Linked DNA regions of Homo sapiens: region 1 is linked to region 2. A link is an interaction called in ENCODE POLR2A ChIA-PET data of the cell type or tissue named here. Cell type or tissue: Panc1. All regions are shown on one strand.

Region 1 (2,500 bases), 870 kb before region 2:
AGCCTGGCGACAGAGCCAGACTCCGTCTCAAAAAAAAAAAAAAAAAAAATTTAACTCCCGGCAGAACTCCAGAGATAGGCAGCTAGAAGAGAGACAGTGAGCTCTCCGTGCCATGGGGCATCCAAACAGAAGCATAGTGCTCACGAGGCTGGAGATCACCCAGAAAGGATCCCAACCCTGATCTGCAGATGGGGTAAAAGGAGACCCATACAGGGCAGCGACCTGCCCCCTGCTCCGTCCACAGTGGTCAGGACAAGAATCAGACTTCCGCTGGGTTTTTGTCCTTAGCCATTGGTGTGAGTCCTGGTTTTTATTTCAGACCTACTCCTCTGGGTTCCCGGAGAGTCCTGCACACTCAGGCCCCTGGAAAGCCTTTTTTTTTTTTTTTCTTTTCCCTACAGTATCCCTGAACAAGGCTTCTGGGTGCCCCAGGCTTATCCCCCACTCCCTTTCACTGCTTAGACCTTCTTTGAGATTCTCCAGTTCTTCAAGAAACCCATGGAGGCTGTGCGCAATGGCTCATATCCATAATCCTAGCTCTTTTGGAGGCCAAGGCAGGAGGATCGCTTAAGCCCAGGAGTTCGAGACCAGCCTGGGCAACAAGCGAGACACCCAGTGCACCTCAAAAAAAAATTTAAAAATTAGCCAGGTGTGGTAGTGCATTCCTATAGTCCCAGCTACTTGGTAGATGGAAGCGAGAGGATCACTTGAGCCCAGGAGTTCAAGGCTGCAGTGAGCCATGATTGTACCACTGCACTCCAGCCTGGGCAACAGAGCAACTCTGTCTCTAAAAAATGAAAAGAAAGAAACCCGTGGAGACACCCCTTTGGTGCCACCATGCACTGGGCCCGGGCCCAAGGAACCCCCAGGCTGGGGGACACAGAACCAGCCACATACTCTACCCCGCCCCCTGGATCAGTGCTAAGCTGGAAGGAAGGGTGGGGAGGTGGAAGGATCCTAAGTGGTAAGAGGATAGGAAGGCTTTTGGAGGAGGGAACATTGGAGGTGGGCCTTAAGGGCTCCTATTATCCCCACTTCTTCTTTTTTTTTTTTTTTTTTTCTTTTTTGAGACAGAGTCTTGCTCTTGTCACCCAGGCTGGAGTACAGTGGCGTGATCTTGGCTCACTGCAACCTCCACCTCCCGGGTTCAAGCAATTCTCCTGCCTCAGCCTCCTGAGTAGCTGGGATTACAGGTGTGTGCCACCATGCCTGGCTTTTTTTTTTTTCTTTTTTTTTTCGAGACAGAGTCTCGCTCTGTCGCCCAGGTTGGAGTGCAGTGGCACGATCTTGGCTCACTGCAAGCTCCGCCTCCCAGGTTCACGCCATTCTCCTGCCTCAGCCTCCCGAGTAGCTGGGACTACAGGCGCCTGCCACCACGCCTGGCTAATTTTTTGTATTTTCAGTAGAGACGGGGTTTCACCGTGTTAGTGAGGATGGTCTCGATCTCCTGACCTCGGGATCCACCCACCTCGGCCTCCCAAAGTGCTGGGATTACAGGCGTGAGCCACCGCGCCCAGCCTATCCACACTTCTCATATGAGCAAAGAGGCCCCAAGGGGTGCAGTGACCATCCTGAGGTCACACAGTGAGTGGGCGGCACAGCTGGGATGGGGACTCAGGGTTCTTTAACCTCAGGGCCCTCCCTACCTACTGGGTCACACATCCTTATCATGGAAGGTCCTTCAAAGCCTTCTCCTGGGAGAGGGGAGAGAATCTGGAGGAGGGAGACAGCGGGGGCAGCTTCTCCACCTCCCCCAGCCTCCCACCCTAGCCTTCTCCTCCATCCCCCACCCACCACCTCCCCCATCTCCCAGACCTGCTTCCCAGGTCACTCTTCTCCCTCACCACCCACTCTGGACCCTTCTATCCCTTCCTCCTCACAACCTTCCCTTCTACCTTCCAACCTCTTACTCTAGCAACTAAGGGTGTCCCTTCATCTGAGAAGAATGAGGTTAAGACTCTTGGTGGCCCTGCTAGGGGACACAATTAGTGGTTGGGGAAGGTATAGGATAGGAACAGAGGCAAAAGGACACGGGACAGACCATGAATAACAAGATGGTGCCCACCAGAAGGAGGGGGCTGGGGAGTTGGGGTGCATAAGGGCCAGCCCCAGCCAGCTTCGCTCTGCTGGGCTAGCCCTTCCCCCAGAGCTGGCCCAGCTGCCGGCCTCACGTAACCAGAGCCTGCCTGTTGCATCAGAGGTGGGCGGGTGGCCTCCGGTAAACAGAGCAGCCCTCCGGGGGCCCAGGGCTCCCCAGCCACCTCCACACTCCCCAAGCCTTGTTCTGCACCATGGAGTGGAGGCAGAAGCCCCCAGCCTGGCCCAGGCCCTGGCATGTCCTTGGGGCACCCCAGTGTATGGCACTGGGCACTGGATGGGGACAGGAGGGACCCACTGATGACACAGTATGAACTCTATAGTTTTCATGTCCAAAGAGAAAGTTGTGCTCAGACTAGAGGCCCACACTGCCCATGTCACAGACGGGTAAACTGAGGTGTGG
Region 2 (2,500 bases):
CGCCTCGGCCTCCCAAAGTGCTGGGATTACAGGCGTAAGCCATCTCGCCCGGCCAAGCATCAGCCTCTTCTCAAGGAGACTTCGAGTGAGGGCGAGGATTCCCCGAGCTCCCACTCAGCCTTGCCGCTCAGCCCCGTGGGTTTCCAAAGCCACTTCCAACCCAGCACCTCCGAGGGTCCTCACAGATGGAGAAATGAAGGCTCAGGACAGGCACACAATCCAAGCAACAGCCGATAATTGTTTTTTATTTTTTTTACAGATAGGGGTCTCACCATGTTGTCCAGGCTGGTCTCAAACTCCTAGGCTCAAACGATCCTCCCACCTTAGCCTCCCAAAGTGCTGGGATTACAGGCCTGAGCCAGTATGCTCAGCCAACCATTGTTTATCTATCATGAATGTGTGCCAGGCAGCTCCGGAACTCACCCATAGGGTGGCATCGTCATTCACTGCTCAGGCACAGAGAGGGTGAGGAACCTGCCCCAGGTCACACAGCAATGGTGACCTCCTCTTTCCACTGCCTCCTTAAACCTGAAGGATCCATTGACCTTCTCCCAGCTCAGGCACAGTCAGGACCCCAAAATTGGTTGGGAATAGGGTGTGGGGGGTAAGCAAGATCGGCTGCTGCTTTAAAACTCACTCCCCTGATTGTAACATCAGCTGAGGGACAGGATTTGAGGCACATAGTTAGGTGCCTGGAGGGCTTAACCCTACCGTGCCTCAGTTTCCTCCCTGGTCGGGGGGATAACAGCAGCTCTACCTCATGGGGGTTATTGGGCAGATTGCATGAAGGGAGGATGCCAGTAATCATTTTAGGACTGGCCTGGTATACAGCAAGTGCTCAATAAATGCTTGAAATAATCTAAGATGGCATCTCGCCTAGCACCTGTGGGGTGTCCAGAACCTCACGGGGGACCCTCCATCTTTACAACTATGGGGTTGGCGTGAGCAGCTCATTGTCCCAGGGCACCCAGGCAGTGGCCCCTCTGGATTGGCCAGTGCCATGGGGAATAGAAAGGCCGCTGTCCTCTGTGCCCTGGAGGCTGGCTTAGGAAGCCTGGCCCCAGGCCAGTGACCGTTCACCTTGCAGGCCTGCGATCCTGCCCTTCGAGCCGCCTCCCAGCCTGGGCCTGGCCTCTGCGGCCACTGGGCAGTGAGTGACTCACCCCTGCCCCGCCTCCACTGGAACCAGGCACCGAAATAGTCACCCAGCTCGCTCTCGGGAGTGGCCGTGGAAATATTTCAGGGCTGCATTCAGCACCTAAAAATACTCCTCACGTCCTCAAGTGTCTTCCCCACCCTCATCTCCCCTCCTCTGCACCACCAGGGCCAGACCCTCCTTGCCCCACCCCTCCAGCATCAAGTAACTCAGACATCCTGGCCCCAGAGCCTTCTCAAAGGTCAGCTTCTTCTGAAACCCCCTGAAATCTCAGACCAGGTTGGGGAGGCCGGGGCTCAGTGACATTGTCTGGGGAGACCTTCACTGCCCAGCAGTTTTCCTTAAACATTAAAAAAATGGCTGGGGGTGGTGGCTCACACCTGTAATCCCAGCACTTTGGGAGGCTGAGGCGGGCGGATCACGAGGTCAGGAGTTCAAGACCAGCCTGGCTAACACGGTGAAACCCAGTCTCTACTAAAAATACAGAAATTAGGCGGGCATGGTGGTGAGCGCCAGTAATCCCATCTACTCGGGAGGCTGAGGCAGGAGAATTGCTTTAACCTGGGAGGTGGGGGTTGCAGTGAGCCGAGATCATGCCACTGCACTCCAGCCTGGGTGACAGAGCAAGACTGTCTTGGGAAAAAAAATTAAAAATTAAAAAAATGGGCCAGGTGCAGTGGCTTATGCCTGTAATCCCAGCACTTTGGGAGGCTGAGGTGGGTGGACCACCTGAAGTCAGGAGTTTGACACCAGCCTGGGAAACATGGTGAAACCCCGTCTCTACTAAAAAATATAAAAATTGGCCGGGCGTGGTGGCTCACACCTGTAATCCCAGCACTTTGGGAGGCCGAGGCGGGCGGATCATGAAGTCAAGAGATGGAGACCATCCTGGCTAACATGGTGAAACCCCGTCTCTACTAAAAATACAAAAATTAGCCAGGCCTGGTGGCACACACCTGTAGTCCCAGCTACTCGGGAGGCTGAGGCAGAAGAATTGCTTGAACCCGGGAGGCAGAGGTTGCAATGAGCCGAGGTCACACCACTGCACTCCAGCCTGGCAACAGAGTGAGACTCTGTCTCAAAAAAACCAAAACAAACAAACAAAAAAATTAACCGGGTGTGGTGGCAGGCACCTGTAATCCCAGCTACTCAGGAGGCTGAGGCACGAGAATTGCTTTAACCCGGGAGGCAGAGGTTGCAGTGAGCTGAGATCTCGCCACTGCACTCCAGCCTGGGTAAGAAGAGCAAAACTTCATCTCAAAAAAAAAAAAATTAATTAGATTTAAAAATGGTTCTTGGCCGGGCACAGTAGCTCAAGCCTGTAATCCCAATACTTTGGGACGC

What was found. Peaks named below come from ENCODE experiments on the same cell type or tissue, not always from the same donor. Only the 100,000 strongest peaks of a DNase experiment are listed, where the experiment ranks them.
Region 1: POLR2A ChIA-PET joins it to region 2 with 11 read pairs; 2 of 35 experiments call an interaction of 5 or more read pairs at or near these places.

The regions. Positions count from the first base shown.
Region 1 is chr19:19,171,935-19,174,434 of GRCh38, reverse strand. All of the region lies in intron 5 of BORCS8-MEF2B (BORCS8-MEF2B readthrough), which reads left to right. Among named protein-coding and RNA genes, the nearest start is that of MEF2B, 2.9 kb to the right of the region's middle. RefSeq lists enhancers at 1-55, 1,699-2,305, 2,247-2,466. In Panc1, no CTCF peak of the experiment used is centred here; no DNase peak of the experiment used is centred here.
Region 2 is chr19:18,299,886-18,302,385 of GRCh38, reverse strand. No RefSeq gene overlaps it. Among named protein-coding and RNA genes, the nearest start is that of MIR3188, 19 kb to the right of the region's middle. RefSeq lists a cis regulatory region at 917-1,336. In Panc1, no CTCF peak of the experiment used is centred here; a DNase peak (open chromatin) is centred at 1,121; H3K27ac peaks cover 1,688 bases.